2 separate regions of the Homo sapiens genome follow, and region 1 is linked to region 2. Evidence: chromatin loops called from intact Hi-C (ENCODE). Cell type or tissue: Calu3. All regions are shown on one strand. Each heading gives the region's core, and the rest is flanking DNA. Links, peaks and the distances in the headings are about the cores only. Region 1 has its middle 18 kb from the start of FRG2B. Region 2 has its middle 14 kb from the start of SPRN.

The links. A loop is a pair of places that touch in the nucleus more often than their neighbours do. Peaks named below come from ENCODE experiments on the same cell type or tissue, not always from the same donor. Only the 100,000 strongest peaks of a DNase experiment are listed, where the experiment ranks them.
Region 1: it touches region 2 in a loop (28-fold over the local background); 10 of 110 quality-filtered maps call a loop at or near these places.

The regions. Positions count from the first base shown.
Region 1 is chr10:133,605,071-133,613,406 of GRCh38, reverse strand. No RefSeq gene overlaps it. Among named protein-coding and RNA genes, the nearest start is that of FRG2B, 18 kb to the left of the region's middle. In Calu3, for the core only: a CTCF peak has its summit at 4,394 (motif pointing right); no DNase peak of the experiment used is centred there.
Region 2 is chr10:133,434,386-133,442,721 of GRCh38, reverse strand. No RefSeq gene overlaps it. Among named protein-coding and RNA genes, the nearest start is that of SPRN, 14 kb to the right of the region's middle. RefSeq lists an enhancer at 4,829-4,878. In Calu3, for the core only: no CTCF peak of the experiment used is centred there; a DNase peak (open chromatin) is centred at 4,761.

The sequences.
Region 1 (8,336 bases), core at 304-8,303, 170 kb before region 2:
TCTGTCACCCTGGCAGGGCCAGAGAAATTCCAGCAAAAGTCTAATCAAAGTTAAAGCTTAGAGTTAGAGAGCTGATGAGGAGGATGCTTCTTAGGAACTATCCTGCAAGCCAGCCGCCCTGCAGCACAGATGGGGAAACCATGGACCAGAGAGGTTGGGTGGTTTCCCCATAGTCACATTACAACCCAGTCACATGATCACAGTGTTGAGTTAACTCTATCACCCTCCACCACCTTCAAACAGCAGTCCCCTGAACCTCCAAGTTTCCCACAAAGTGATTGTTCTTTCCCAGCCTTATTTCGCCAGGGGGCTGTGCAGGGTCCCAGCCCTGGCCTGGGACCATGGAAACTGCTGGAACCAACGGGGAGAAGTCCTGTGAGGAAAGCCACAATTGGGGTCAAGCTCTAATTCTTTTGGCCATTTCTCATGAGATTACAAAGTGTTGTTAGCTTTGGGGTCTTTTCTGATAAGTAAAGAGAATTCTAGGAAGGTTTTCTCTCCTTAAAGCTTCAGACGTGTGCATCCACCATCTAACTTCCTCCTGGACATTTCCACCCCCCATGGGCAGCTCATATTAACATGTCAACATGATCCTTCCCCTCTCAGTCCTTTCTTCCTCATTCCCCTGTGCTCCTTCTCAGAACCAGCCACTTTGGCCAGGGCAGTAGTCCAGCCATAGTCCTTTGTTCCACCCTTTCTTTTGCTCGTCCCACATTCAATAAATCACCAAGCCCTGATTTCCTAGTGATTTTTATTCTTTTGTGAGATTTTATCATGGTGGTTAAGATCCTTTCACTTCTAGATGTAGGACTCCCTTAAGCATTTCTTGTAGGGCTGAGCTAGTATGATGATCAAGGTTTGCTTGTCTAGAAAAGACTATTTCTCCTTCATTTCTGAAGGACAGATTTGCTGGCTATAATATTCTTGCTGGCCAGGTTTTTTTCCTTCAGCACTTTGAACATATCATGCCATTCTCTCCCGGACTGCAAAGTTTCTGATGAAAAATCTACTGTTAGTCTTATTGACATTCCTTTATATATTACTCAATACTTTTGCTGTTTCTAGAAGTTTCTATTTCTCTTTGACTTCTGACAATGTGACTATAATGTACCTTGGAGAGGACCTTTTTGTATTGAATCTATTTGGAGATATTTGAGCTTCTTGTATCTGGATGTTCATATCTCTCCCTAGACTTGAGAAGTTTTCAGTTATTATTTCCATAAATGGGTTTTCTATCCCTTTTTCCATGTCTTCATCTTCTTGACCTTCCATAAAGTGAATATTTATTAGCCTACTCTTGTTCCATAAGTCCCATAGGCTTTTTTCATTTTTAAAACTTATTTTTTTGTCTGAGAAGGTTATTTCAAAAGATCTGTCTTCTTCAAAGTCAGGAATTATTTCTCATGCTTAGTCTAGTCTATTGTTGAAGTTCTTGATTGTATGTCTATTTCATTAATTGAATTCTTCAGTTATGAGACTTTTGTTCACTTTATGACATCTATCTCTTTGTTGAATTTCTCCATATTAGGAATTGTTTTTCTGGTTTTGTTGAATTGTCTCTTTATATTGCATTGTTTCTTGCTGAGTTTCTGTGAGATCATTATTTTGAATTACTTTTCATGCATTTTGTAGATTTTCTTTTCTTAGGGGTCTGCTACTAGAGAGAGAATTGTGTTCCTTTTAAGGTGTCATGTTTCCTTACTTTTTCGTGTGTCTTTTCATGTTTCTACATTGGTGTCTGCATATTTCATGGAATGGTTGCTCTCTTATTTTATGGAGTAGCTTTCATAGAGAAAGCATTTTTCCTGCAGATGTATCCTATAATGTTGATTGGATAGGGTGTTTTGGCTTTGGTTCTGAGTGGGCACAGTAGTGTAGTCTCTGTAAGACTTCTTCTACTGTGTTCAATGTCAGCAGTGTCTGCAAATGCCTGAGTGGCCTAGATTGTAGGTGTTTTGGGGGGATATGGCATGTCTTTTCTTGGGGCAGAGGCTGCTGGGTGGGCAAGTCCTTGAGCACAAGGGGGAAGGGGGCAAGCAGGCACATGGTGGCTCTGCCACTGGAATGGGTGGGGTCACCAGCATTATCAGGCCCAGGTGGAGGGGGCATGTGGATGCTGGACAGCTCTGCTGCAGGCGTGAATGAGGAACAACAGTTTTTACTGCTGAAAGAAAAGATCTGTCAATGCTAAATCCTATATCTGGTGAAGCCATCTGCTGGGGTGATTGAAGGGGTGGCCTGCCCCTCCACACCTGTGGGTATTTCTCGTCGGGGAGGACGAGAGACTGAGAAAAGAAATAAGACAGAGACAAAGTATAGAGAAACAACAGTGGGCCCAGGGGACCGGCACTCAGCACACCAAGGACCTGCACCAGCACTGGTCTCTGAGTTCCCTCAGTTTTTATTGATTATTATTTTCATTATTTCAGCAAAAAGGAATGTAGTAGGAGAGCAGGGTGATAATAAAAAGAAATAAGACAGAGACAAAGTATAGAGAAACAACAGTGGGCCCAGGGGACCGGCACTCAGCACACCAAGGACCTGCACCAGCACCGGTCTCTGAGTTCCCTCAGTTTTTATTGATTATTATTTTCATTATTTCAGCAAAAAGGCATGTAGTAGGAGAGCAGGGTGATAATAAGGAGAAGGTCAGCAAAAAACATGTGAGCAAAAGAATCTATGTCATAATCAAGTTCAAGGGAAGGTACTATGCCTGGATGTGCACGTAGGCCAGATTTATGTTTCTCTCCACCCAAACATCTCAGCGGAGTAAAGAATAACAAGGCAGCATTGCTGCAAACATGTCTCACCTCTCACCATAGGACAGTTTTTCTCCTATCTCAGAATTGAACAAATGTACAATCGGGTTTTATACCGAGACATTCAGTTCCCAGGGGCAGGCAGGAGACAGTGGCCTTCCTCTATCTCAACTGCAAGAGGCTTTCCTCTTTTACTAATCCACCTCGGCACAGACCCTTTATGGGAGTCAGGCTGGGGGACAGTCAGGTCTTTCTCATCCCATGAGGCCATATTTCAGACTATCACATGGAGAGAAACTTTGGACAATACCCAACTTTCAAGGGCAGAGGTCCCTGCGGCTTTCCGCAGTGTATTGTGCCCCTGGTTTATTGAGACTAGAGAATAGCAATGACTTTTACCAAGTATACTGCTAGTAAACACTTTGTTAATAAGGCACGTCCTGCACAACCCTAGATCCCTTAAACCTTGATTTCATACAACACATGTTTTTGTGAGCTCCAGATTGGATCAAAGTGGTTGGGTCAAAGTGGCTGGGGCAAAGTGGCTGGGACAAAACTACAAATTAACAACATCTCAGCAAAGCAACTGTTTAAAGTACAGCTCTTTTTCAAAATGGAGTCTCTTATGGCTTTCCTTTCTACATAGACACAGTGACAATCTGATCTCTTTTTCTTTTCCCTACAGGTGATCAGACCCAACACCAGGCCATGGTGGCTACAAAGTCTGGCAGAGTCAAAGGAATGAGAAAAGGCTAAGAGTGCATAAGGTTGGTCCAGGGGGCCAACGCTAGTATGGAGGCAGTGAAGGCCCTGAGCTCTGGGAGCCCACACTATTTATTGGTGATCAAACAAAGAAGCAGGTGGTGAGGACGTGCGGATGTGGGGGTAGAAAGGTAGTGGTGCATCAAGCGTAGCTGTGACGGTTTAGCATTTTCTTTGAAGTACATGGAACATGCTCTGCTACGTGAGATAATGGAGAACATGTTCTTCCAACTCAAGATACAATCAATTTACGATTCTGGGAGAGCAAGAAGCAAGGAGCCAGCAAGTCGGTGCACATTCAAAAGGCCACGAGGGGTTTTATGGTCTGAGCCCTGGATTCCATCAAAGCCACAAGGGGTTTTATGCCCTGAGCTTAGATTGTGGTGCCACAGGGCAGCCTTCCACCCTTTGGCACAGAGCTTGGTGTTCCAAAGGCCATGAGGGGGTTTAGACCCTGGACCCAGGACATGTTCCAAGACTCTTTTACATTATGACAGACAAGCTAGTCCTGCCTCAGCTCTTCTACCAACATGTCTCCCTTTTATTTTTGCAAAACTGCCACAGCTATCATTGCTTGTTCTCTACAGGGGCTTCCTGTCCAGAGGCAGCTTCCACATCTGCAGACTAAAAGGAGACAGCACAACCACACAGTTACTAGAACAAAGTTTACAAGTGTAGAGTTTCCAATGGTCTTAATCCATTTAAGAGGATAGATTGCAGACAACTCATCAGCTGCCTTGTTTAAAATATCAGTGCCAGGGGGCAGGGCCAAGTGAGCCTGAGAGGCTTCAAAAACCTGCTCTTTCAGTTTTACAATATTGAAGGTGAGATTTTCCTCTCTGCCCTCTAGATGGCGTTTAATTCTTTCCCATTGGTGTTCTGTCTCATTGTAACTATGAGGAGTAATGCAAAAATCGGATATATTCCAAACACAACGCATTTGAATTCTAGTTTCTAAACTTAGGATGTGATCCCCCATCCAAATTACTGTCTGACAGAGATCACTGATTTGACTATCTTTTGATCTATTTGGGCCTGAGAGTTCCATAATTTCGTAGAATTCTTTTGCCATTTATCAACAAATTCAACAGTCTGCACAGATGAGTGTAAAGCCACACCAGCTACTGCAGCAGTAGTGGTAACAGCAATGAGGCCAATTATAGCAAATACAAGAGCAACTGTGAATCTTTTTGAATGGGATAACAGGTTTTTAAGAATCTCAGTTACAATATGAATGGATGGTGATGCATCCCGTGGTCTATTTAGAGACACAGGGATCCAAACTCCTTCTCTGGCTCTAATTAACAAGAAAGTTTGATTTTTATCAAAGGTTGAGTTAATGCAACTAAACAAGTGACATTCGGGGCATGTGATAGAATGGGTATTTATGTCAAGAATAACATTTCCTATTGCTAACATAAAAGGTGGCTGGACACAACTTTGAATCCAAAAGGTCTGCCACAGACAGTACTGCCAGCATGGCCACCTTTAACTTACTAGTTGTTTTTGGTTTGTTCTGTGCTCTGAGGTTGGCCTCTGCCATCTGTGCCAGTTTGACTTGGCCCCATGTTGGAAGATCCACCTGGCGAGTATTCACAGTCTTTTTCTTTGTCTCTGAGATGTTCATTCATGCCATCACTTGTATAGGGAGCTCTGGCTCTTCCCAGGGTCCTCTCTTCCTGGTGTGGCTCATGATGGATCTTCAGATGTTTGGTGGGCACCCACAGACAACTGATTGTCACCTGGAGAGACAAAAGCAAATCCTCTTCCCCATGTAATTATTTTTCCTTTTTCCCACCTTTTTGTATGTGCATCCCTCCACCATATATCTTGTCCAGCCTTTTATTTTCCTTTTGTCCTGTCAGATGTTGTTCAGCTGCAGTCATGGGTTGATCTTTTTGTAAATTTAAAATAAAGCTAAGTGTAATTGCATATGTGGGGATTTATATGTCTGATTTCCCCCTTTTTGTTTTTGTATTTGAGTTTTTAAGGTATGATTAGCTCTTTCAACTATTGCTTGTCCTTGTGAGTTTCATGGAATTCCTGTAGTATAAGTAATATTCCACTGCTGAAAAAATGCAGTCATGGCTTTACTGCAATACCCTGGGCCATTATCAGTTTTTATTTTTTTTGGAATTCCCATAACTGCAAAGCAAGATAAAAGATGTCTTTTAACATGAGCTGTAGCTTCCCTGTTTGACATGTGGCCCAGATAAAATGTGAATAAGTATCTACTGAAACATGAACAAAAGACAATTTTCCAAAGGCGGGAACATGTGTTACATCCATCTGCCAGATGGAATTTGGAGATAAACCTTTAGGGTTAACTCCTGCTCCTTGATGTGGTAGATGTAAAACTTGACAGGCAGAGCAGTTTCCTTAGCCTGTTTCCATGATAAATTATATATTTTTCTCAGACCTGTGGCATTAAGATGGGCTAAAGAATGGATTGTCTGTGCATCATCAAAAGCTGCAGAAACCAGTGCATCTGCCCTTTGATTAAGTTTAGTCAAAGGGCCTGGGAGGTTAACGTGTGCTCTTATGTGAGTGATATAGAAAGGGGAGTGTCTTTGTTGTACTGCTTGCTATAAAGAATGAAATAAAAGATTAAGTTGTTCATCAGTCACATTGTGAATTAAAGCACATTCAATATTTTGTGTGGCTTGTATCACATAAGCTGAATCAGAAACAATATTAACTGGCTGTTTAAAGGTTTTTAACACCATAATTACAGCCATAAGTTCAGCCCATTGAGCAGATGTGAAGCCAGTTTGAAAAACTTGTTGTTGAGGTCCTACAAATGAGTCTTTTCCATTACCAAACCCGTCAGTAAAAACAGTAATGGCCCCTTCAATAGGGGCTTTTTGAGTAATGGAAGGCAATATCCATGATGTTAACTTAAGAAACTGGAATATTTTGAATTTAGGATAATGTCTATCAAGAACACCAATAAAACCAGCCAAATTAACTTGCCATTCCTGGGAATTAATATAAGCTTGCTGAATTTGTTGTTTGTTTAATGAAACTATAATCCGATTTGGATCATATCCCATTAACTCTGTTGTGTGCAGCCTTGCTTGTCCTACTAGTAAAGCAATTTGATCTAAGTACAGGGTGAGCGTTTTAGTTGCATTGTGAAGTAGAAAAAGCCACTCAACCAGATCATTCTGTTGAACAATAACTCCTGTAGGTGAACGTTTAGTGGGAAAAACTAAAAACTGTAATGGCTGTGTAGGGTCAATTCGTTTCACCTGTGCTTTTTCTTCAATTAATTGAAGTTCTTCTAATGCTTCTTTGGATACAGAGCGTTTACTATTAAGCTCAGAATCACCTTGTAAGGTAGCAAAGAGGTGAGACATACCATAAGTAGAAATGCCTAATGTGGGATGAATCCAATTAATATCTCCTAAAAATTTTTGAAAACCATTTAGAGTTTTTAAATTATCTCTTCGAATTTGAACCTTTTGAGGCTTAATATAACTTTATTCTACCTTCACTACTAAATATTGAAAGGGGGTAGAAGTTTGGATTTTATCAGGGGCTATGATTAACCCTATTGCCATTACAGCCTTTTCTAATTGTTTGTAGCATAACATTAATTCCTCCCTAGTTTCAGCTGCACATAAAATATCCATGTAATGGATACTATCACATTTTAAAAATTGTTCTCTAACTGGCTTAATAGCTTGTCTGACATAAGTTTGACAAAGAGTTGGGCTACTTAACATGCTTTCTGGTAATACTTTCCAATGGTATCTGTCCACTAGTTCTTTGTTATTTACAGCAGGAACAGTAAAAGCAAATTTTTCATAATCTTGGGTAGCTAAAGGAATAGTAAAGAAGCAATCTTTTAAATCTATCACTATGAGAGGCCAGTATCTAGGAATCATAGTTGGGGAAGCCAGCTCTGGTTGCAGCATGCCCGTGGGTTGAATTACAGCATTAATAGCCCTTAAAGCTGTTAACATTTTCCATTTACCTGATTTTTTCTTAATAACAAGCACAAGAGAATTACAAGGAGAGAAAGTAGGCTCTATGTGTCCCTTTTGCAATTGTTCCTGCACCAATTCTTTTAAAGCCTCCAGTTTTTCCTGTTTCAGCAGCCACTGCTCTACCCAAACTGGTTTGGCAGCTAACCAAACAAGAGGAATGGGAGCCAGAGGCTCAGCAATGGCCTCTCCTAAAAATGATACCCTAATCCAGTTCGATCTGTGTGCCCTTTTAATTCTAAAGGTTCTGGTTGGCCATTTTCATTTTTTCCTAGTACTTTCCCCAGGAGATATCCCATTTTTCTCATCATTTCTTTACTGTTATTACTATACTGATCCACAGGAATAGATATTTCAGCAACCCATCATTGTAATAAGACTCTACCCTATAGATTGACAGGAATAGGTGTAAATGGGTTGAATTGTCCCTTCTTGGCCATCCAACCCTTGGCATGGCAAAATTAAAGAACTTTGAAAAACTTCTGAGGCAGTCTCTATGCCAACAATACCCACTGAAGCCTTTTCTTTGGGCCATTTCGGGGCCATTGATTTAAAGCAATAATAGAGACATCAGCTCCAATGTCTACTAATCATTCAAAGTCTTTACCTTGAATGGTTATTGTACAAATAGGTCTTTTGTCAGACACTTGATTAACCCAATAGACAGCCTTTCCTGCTGGATCTGTACTACCAAAGCCTCCTGTTCTTTTTACTGTACTACTTCCTAGCTTGGTGTAAGGTAATAGTAATAACTGAGCAATTCCTTCTCCTGAGGAAGCAGACACGGAGTTGAGGAACTAATAACTAATTGAATTTCTCTGGTATA
Region 2 (8,336 bases), core at 155-8,154:
GACTCGAGGACTCCGCTGCAGATCCTGCCTCAAATTCTATCAGATAAGGCAACGCTGGCTGCATCTTCCAGAGAGGGAACCTGGGACCGGAAGAGGCAGAGGGGCACCTCAAGCCCCACAGCTGCTGAGTGGCAGCTCTGAGAGGAAGTCAGTGGTCATGAGTCACAGGAGCCATGGGCAGTGAGGGGCCCAGCTCACCGGGGAGATGGCAGCATCAGAGACGGGGGATGTGCAAAGGTGAGGGCTTCGGCCACACTGGGTCTGACTTCACTAAGATCTGGCCCGAAACCTCCTGGTGCACAGCTTCACGCCACCCCCGACGGACGCCCAAAGCCCCAGAGCGAGCTCATCCATGGGGGACCAGCACAGCGGCCGGCACCGCAGAGACTCCTGACCCCTCCCAATCCACAGGTCCGAGGTCACAAACCAAGGGTGGGTCCGGGATTTGACTTCCAGCCCCTGTCCCAGAGCCCACACTCTGAGGAGCTCTGCTGCCCCCATAGTCTTTTCAGAACAAAACTGCACATTTCTGCTGGCCTCACATAGGCACTGAGCCGGCTGGGGAGGGAAAGGCACAGAGGGTCTGGGCAGCCCAGGCACAGAGGCAGGGGAGGCGGTGGACGAGCAGTGCAGGCTGAGGGTGGGGGCTGCCCTCCCAAGTCCATCCTGCAGGGTTCTTGGTCCAGGGACGTCCTTGGGGAGTGGCAGGGTGGGCAGAGCAGCCGCCCCTCATAGCATCTACTAGCTGGCCAGCCTCCAAGGCCCCCATGGCCCAGGGCTGGAGGGACCCCCCAACACACCGCCTGCCACGCCCCAAGCTCAGCTCTGCGGTGGTTCGTTGTCAGCCGTCCCCGGCCCAAATGCGTTCACAAAATTACCCAGCTTGTTTACCAAACTGGCTGAGCTTCACCTTGAGGTTAAGTGGAGGATGCATGGAGGGCTCACCTGAGGCACTTAGGGTGCAGATAAGCAGGAAAAGCCCAACCACAGTGCACACGAGTAGATTTACTTTAAAACAGGGCGAGGAGGAGGAGAAATAGGAAAATAGGACAAAGGACTCAGGTGGCCAAGAATGTTACCAAACAAAAACCAAGCTGCTGGGTCACCCACTGCCCACCATGACCCAGTCTCCATGGACGGCTGGCCCCCGGCTCTGTTGGGAACCAGTGGGTAAGGGCGGCTGGAACCTGAGCTCACAGCCCCGTCGGACCCTGACCCAGACCCCGACAGACGCTGACCCAGACACCGATGGACCCCGACCCAGACCCCGACAGACGCTGACCCAGACACCGATGGACCCCGACCCAGACCCCGACAGACGCTGACCCAGACACCGATGGACCCCGACCCAGACCCCGACAGACGCTGACCCAGACACCGATGGACCCCGACCCAGACCCCGACAGACGCTGACCCAGACACCGATGGACCCCGACCCAGACCTCCATGGACGCTGACCCAGACACCGATGGACCCCGACCTAGACCCCAATGGACCCCAACCTAGACCCCGATGGACCCAGACCTAGACCCCAATGGACCCCAACCTAGACCCTGATGTACCCTGACCTGGACCCTGATGGACGCTGACCCAGACACTGATGGACCCCAACCCAGACCTCAATGGACGCTGACCCAGACCACAACAGACACTGACCCAGGCACTCATGGACCCTGTCCCAGGCACTGGGGTTCCCCACAGGGATTCACACCCGGTGCCCCATCCTTAGGTCCCTCCCTGCATCCCTCCCTAACCTTCCCCCAGACCATAACATAAGGAGACCCTGGAGAGGCTGAGCCACTCTTCCAGGCAAATATCCTTCAATCCCACTGCAGGGCGGGCATCTGCAGAAGGCCAGGTTCGGAGACCGGACGAGGCTGCCCATGCTGAATACAGCCCAGCATGCAGGGCCGACGGGGGCTACAGCCTTGGCCTCCCGGAGGAATCTGTCCCCTGCTCCTCCTAAGAGGCTGTGAGGAGAGGGAGGGCAGTAGACCAGGTGCAGGAGCCTCCGGTTCCCCTTCGAACGCAGTGGCTCCAGGCTGGCGGAGCTGTGTGGCTCCATGTGTCTTCTATGGTGACCTTCAGGTGTCATGGGGACCCACAGCTGGGAGCTGCTGACACAGCCTGCGTGTAGGTCAGAATCACATGTATCTGCAACAACTGTTTCAGTAATGACTGTCAGTCCTGCTGGCAAGGTTGTAAAAATCTGGGATGTTCACCCTGTGCAGTGGACACTTGCGAGTCCTGAGCTTCACTCTCGGGACCAAAGTAGAAACACACAGAGGCTGAGGCATGAGGCCTCTTTCCACACTCAGGTATTGGCCCGGCCATGTGGCGTGGGCCTCGTGCTGACCGAAAGCCTGCAGGCCGTGGGGCCCCTGCATGCAGAGCTCATAGGCACAGACACACAGTCACAAGGACAGATGCCAGGGCCGTCCAAGCCCAGGGTGACCCGGCTGCCCCGGGGTGGTGCATGGCCTGGGGGTCTCTCTGGGATGCCTTTGTCTGCAGTGGAGACAGGGCAGGAACAGAGGGAGGAAACAGCCAGGTGCTCTGAAAGCAACATGCCGGTGGGGCTGAAGGTAGGGATTTTCAGAAGGTGGCAAAGCCAGCCCTGACCCCAGTAGAACTCTGAAGACAGTGAGCCAGGGAAAGCCAGGGGGGCCAGACTTGGACACACCCAGACCTCCTCTGTGAGCCAGGGAAAGGCAGGGGGCCCGGACTTGGACACACCCAGACCTCTGAGAGCAGAGGGACAGACATCAGGGAATTGCCCGAAGGCCCCCGTACTAAACAGAGAGACCCCAGCCCCACCAGATCCCTAGACGGTAGATGGCAGCCACTGACACCTCCAGGCAGGACCCCGGAAGATGTTCCTCTCAGGAATCTGCGTGATGCTGGCAGGCGAGGCAGGGCCTCCGCCAGCCAGATGACTCTGCCACGGCCTGGTCAGCATTTTGGATCTCTCCAGTGTGGGCTGACAGCCAACAGTCACCAGACATCAGACGAGAGCCCCTAACAGGGGAGATAGACAGAGGCTGAGAGAATGAGAAGAGGCTGGAAGACACGGAGACAGAGGGCGGTGAAATCCGTGAATATCCTCACGGACATCAGAACATGCAGTTTGCACCCTTGAAACAATAGAACACTACGAGAAAAGAAAGGAAAGACAGAGTCAGAGAAAGAAAGACAGATAACCCACAAATTGGAAATAGGATGCCAGAAATAAACTCAAGAAGGACTGGAAGAAATCACTCAGAAAGTTAAACCAAAATGTGATATGGAAAATGGAGATTAAGTATGTTTTACAATTAGCCCAGTAGATCCAATATCTAAGCAGGAGAGAGTTCCACATGTCCAGAGAAAACAACTTACTAATTCAGAGCCTCCCTTTCCTGGAGGACAACAGGATGCGTCTGATCTTCTTAAAAGCAGCCGGGGGTAGATGTGAGTGAGGAGCTGCTGGGCTGGGGGCAGGAGCCAATGGGCACCAGGGAGGCAAGCCCAGCACTCGGGCCCCATGCCAGTTCCTCCAAGTCCTCCCAACACAGTGGCCCTGGAAACCCACATCTATGCCCCCGAGGAATGAGGATAAACCCGACAAGCCCCAGCCCCTGGGTCCAGGACAACCCTGAAGCTTCAGTTGGAACATCAAGTGTAGACTGAATTGAGTCACGTGGTTCTAGACAACTACCGCCACCATGTGTCCAGAAAAAGTAAAAACAAGCAAAAATACTCAAGGTTGCATCAAAGCAAGCTCTCATCAGTCCCTCAAGTAAGTCTCTAAGCACAGTGCTCAGCACACAGCGGAAGATAACCAGGCCTAGAGACGGTGGGAAGAGCAGGCATCAGACACCAACAGACAGACTCGAAACTGCTGCACTTACAAGATCCAAGGAGGCAGAACAAGCAACAAGTCAGAAGGGTATGGAAGGCAGGAACGGCACCGCCACCTTGGCCTAACTGATGTTTACAGAACACTCCATCCAAAAACAGCAGGGTACGCATTCTTTTCAAGTGCACATGCAACATTTACCCCGACAGACCCATATTCTAGGCCGAGAAATGTGTCTCAAACTTAAAAGAATTGAAAGTAATACACAGTAATTTGCAGGGACCAGTCCTACAGGGTCTGTGGGTTTTTCTCCTCATGTGCAGAGACGAGAGATCTTAGAGATAAAGACACAAGACAAAGAGATAGACGAAAAAATAGCTGGGCCCGGGGAACCACTACCACCAAGACATGGAGACCGGTAGTGGCCCCGAATGCCTGGCTGTGCTGTTATTTATTGGATACAAGACAAAGGGGCAGGGTAAGGAGTGTGAGTCACCTCCAATGATTGATAAGGTCACATGAGTCACATGTCCACTGGACAGGTGGCTGAGGCGGAGAGAGAGAGAGGGCAGCTTATGCCATTCTTTCTTCTATGCATTTCAAAGACTTTTAGTATTTTCACTAATTCTGCTACTGCTATCTAGAAGGCAGAGCCAGGTGTACAGGGTGGAACATGAAAGCAGACCAGGAGCGTGACCGCTGAAGCACAGCATCACAGGGAGACGGTCAGGCCTCCGGATGGCTGCAGGTGGGTTTGACTGATGTCAGGCCCTCCACAAGAGGTGGTGGAGTAGAGTCTTCTCCAACTCCTCTGTGGAAAAGGAGACTCCCTTTCCCGGTCTGCTAAGTAACGGGTGCCTTCCCTAGGCACTGACGCTACCACTAGACCAAGGTCAGCCAAGTAACAGTTGTCTTCCCAGACGCTGGTGTTACTGCTAGACCAAGGAGCCCTCTAGTGGCCCTGTCCGGGCGTGACAGAGGCTCACACTCTTGTCTTCTGGTCGCTTCTCACCGTGTCCCCTCAGCTCCTATCTCTGTATGGCCTGGTTTTTCCTAGGTTATAATAGTAGAGCGAGGATTATTATAATATTGGAATAAAGAGTAATTGCTACAAACTAATGATTAATAATATTCATATATCATCATATCTATAATCTATTTCTAGTATAACTATTCTTATTCTATATATTTTCTTCATTACACTGGAATAGCTCGTGCCCTTAGTCTCTTGCCTCAGCACCTGGATGGCTTCTCGCCCACAGTAATTAAAAAGAGAAATCAACAGAAGAAAATGATTTATGGGAAATATTTTGATATTTGGGAAAAATACAGTTCTAAATAACCCATCGTCAAAGAAGAAATCAAAACAGAAGTTAGTAAATGTTTTGAAATGAAAATAAACACAACATATCAAAAAATTACTGGATTTTACTAATGCAGTACTTAGAGGAAAATGTATAGCACCAAACACCTATAAGAAAAGAAAGGTCTTAAATCAGTTACCTCAGTTTCCACCCTAAGAAACTAGAAATGTAATAACAAATTAAGCAGAAAGTGATCAAAATAAATAATAAAGATCAGAGCAGAAATCAATAAAATAGAAAACAAAAATGGCAATAGAGAAAATCAACAAAACCAAAAGCTAGTTCTTTGAAAATATCAATGAAATTGGGGCCAGGTGTGGTGGCTCACACCTGTAATCCCAGCACATTGGGAGGCCAAGGTGGGCAGATCACCTAAGATTAGGAGTTCGAGACCAGCCTGGCCAACACGGTGAAACCCTGTGTCTACTAAAATTACAAAAATGAGCTGGGTGTGGTGGCAGGCACCTGTAATCCCAGCTACTTGGGAGGCTGAGCCAGGAGAATTGCTTGAACCCGGGAGGTTAGCTGTCACTGAGCCGAGATTGCACCACTGCACTCCAGCCTGGAATACAGGGCAAGACTCCATCACAAAACAACAACAACAACAACAACAAACCATCTGATTAGAAATTGCAGAAGCAAAGATAAATTCAAGGCACAGCAGCAGAAACTACCAAAAAATGAAAAAGAGAGAAGAGAATAATGTTTTAAGTGAAACAGAGTATCAGTGACAACTGTTGGATGACTCCAAGCAGATTAATATACATGTAACTGAATCAACAAAGAAGAAGAGAGAGCAAAGATATTTGAAAAACTAATGGCCAAAATTTTTCTAACTTTGAAGGAAACTACAAACTCCTAAGTCCAAGTTGCTCATTGAATCTCAAGATAAGAAACATAAAGAAAACTACACGGAGGCACATCATAATTAAATTGCTCAGTACCAGTGATCAAGGGAAAATCTTAAAAGCAGCCATTGTCTCAAGAGAAGTAATGCAAGCAAGAGAACAGTGGAACCAAAAGTTTTAAAGACTGTAAGAAAAAAAAACTGTCAATCTAGAATTCTGTACACAGGAAAAATATCTTTTTTTTTTTTTTTTTTTTTTTGAGATGGAGACTCGCCCTGTCACCAACGCTGGAGTGCAGTGGCGAGATCTCGGCTCACTGCAACCTCTGCTTCCCGGGTTCAAGATATTCTCCTGCCTCAGCCTCCCGAGTAGCTGGGATTACAGGCGCACACCACCATGCCTGGCTAATTTTTTGTATTTTTAGTAGAGACGGGGTTTCCCCATGTTGGCCAGGCTGGTCTAGAATTCCTGACCTCAGATGATCCACCCACGTCATCCTCCCAAAGTGCTGGGATTACTGGCATGAGCTACCACACCAGGCCAAAAATATCTTTCAAAAACAAAAGTTAAATGAAGAATTGTTCATACATACAAAAGATGAAGGAATATATCATGAGCAGACCAAAAGATGAAGGAATATATCATGAGCATTACAAAAAATATTTAGAGAAACCCTCCAGGTAAAAGGCAAATGATGCCAAGTGGAAATAAGGATCTATAAAAAGAAATAAAGAGCACAATGAATGCCAATAGGAATAAATGCACATCACTTTTCCTTATTATTTAAAAGATAAGTATCTGTATAAACAAAAATAATAACAATTTATCGTGGAATTTATAACACATGAACATAAAATGCATGACCACAGTAGCACAAAGGCCAGTAGGAGAGAAACGGAAGTACACTATTGTACAGCTTGTAAAATATACGTGAAGAAATAACATATCACTTGAAGGTAGAGGATGACAAGTTAAAGGAATACACTAACCCTAAAACAACCACTAAAGTAACAAAAGAAGGAGTTACAGGTCATAGTCAGCAAAGGAGATAAAATGTAATCAGAAAAAGGGAAGTAAAAGATGACAACGGGAACAAAAATCAGACAGGATAAATAGTAAACAAATAGTAATGTGGTAGATAATAAGTGTAATCATATTAGTAATCACATTAAATGTAAATGGTTAAATACCACAAATAAAAGACAGAGATTATCAGACTGAATAAAAATGCAAGACCCAACTATAGGCTGCCTACAAGAAGCACAATTTAAAAAGAAAGACAGAAGTAGGTTTAAAGTAAAATAATGGTAAAAGGTATATCATGCACTATTTAAAGAAAGCTGCAGTTAATATCAGACAAAGTAGATTTTAAAACAACAAATATTACCAGGCATAAAGCAAATCATTGCATAACTATTAAGGGGTTAATTCTTTAGAGGGACAAAATCATCCTAAGTAGGTATGCACCTAATAACCACCTAAAAATACATGAAGCAAAAACAATATAACATCAAGGAGAAAGAGACAAATCCACAATTAGAACCACAGATTTCAATAAAGATTGAACATCACTATTAACCAGCTTACCTGATTGACATCTACAAGATGTGCCACCCAATAACACAAAATGCACATTCTTTTGGGAGAACACAGATCAATTACCAAGATAGACCCATATTCTAGGCCATAAAATAAATCTCAAATTTAAAACAAAGTATGTTCTCTAATCTCAAGGGAATTAAAATAGAAGTGAACAACAGTGAAATGTCTCCAGAAAATCTCTGAACATTTGGAAACTAAATAACACATTTCCAGATCATCTGGAAACTATCTAATAATGGAACAAACAAACCCTGGATATGCCTCAAAAACACTGTGCTGAGCAGAAACTGGAGACGAAAGAGAGGACGTTGTGTGTTCCACTTATATTACATTCTAGAATGAACAAAACCTATGAAGGAAAGAATCTCAGCAGTGGTTGCCTCAAGGTTGAGAGTCAGGGATAAAGTGGGAAAGGGTATGCAGGATGTCTGTGGGGTGACGGAAGTTGGCATCCTGATGCGTCTGGGTTCCAGGCACACACACACATTTATCAAAACCCATCACCTCAACACTAAGCGCATTACTGTGTAAACTGTGCCTCCACAGAGAAATTTAGAAAGGGCTAAAGAATTCCTACAAATCAATAACTAAAAGATGACCCCGTTGGGAGAAATGTACAAAAGACACACAGAAGCAGAAACACACATTGATACCAAATCTGTGGGACAAGCAGGAAAATACGAG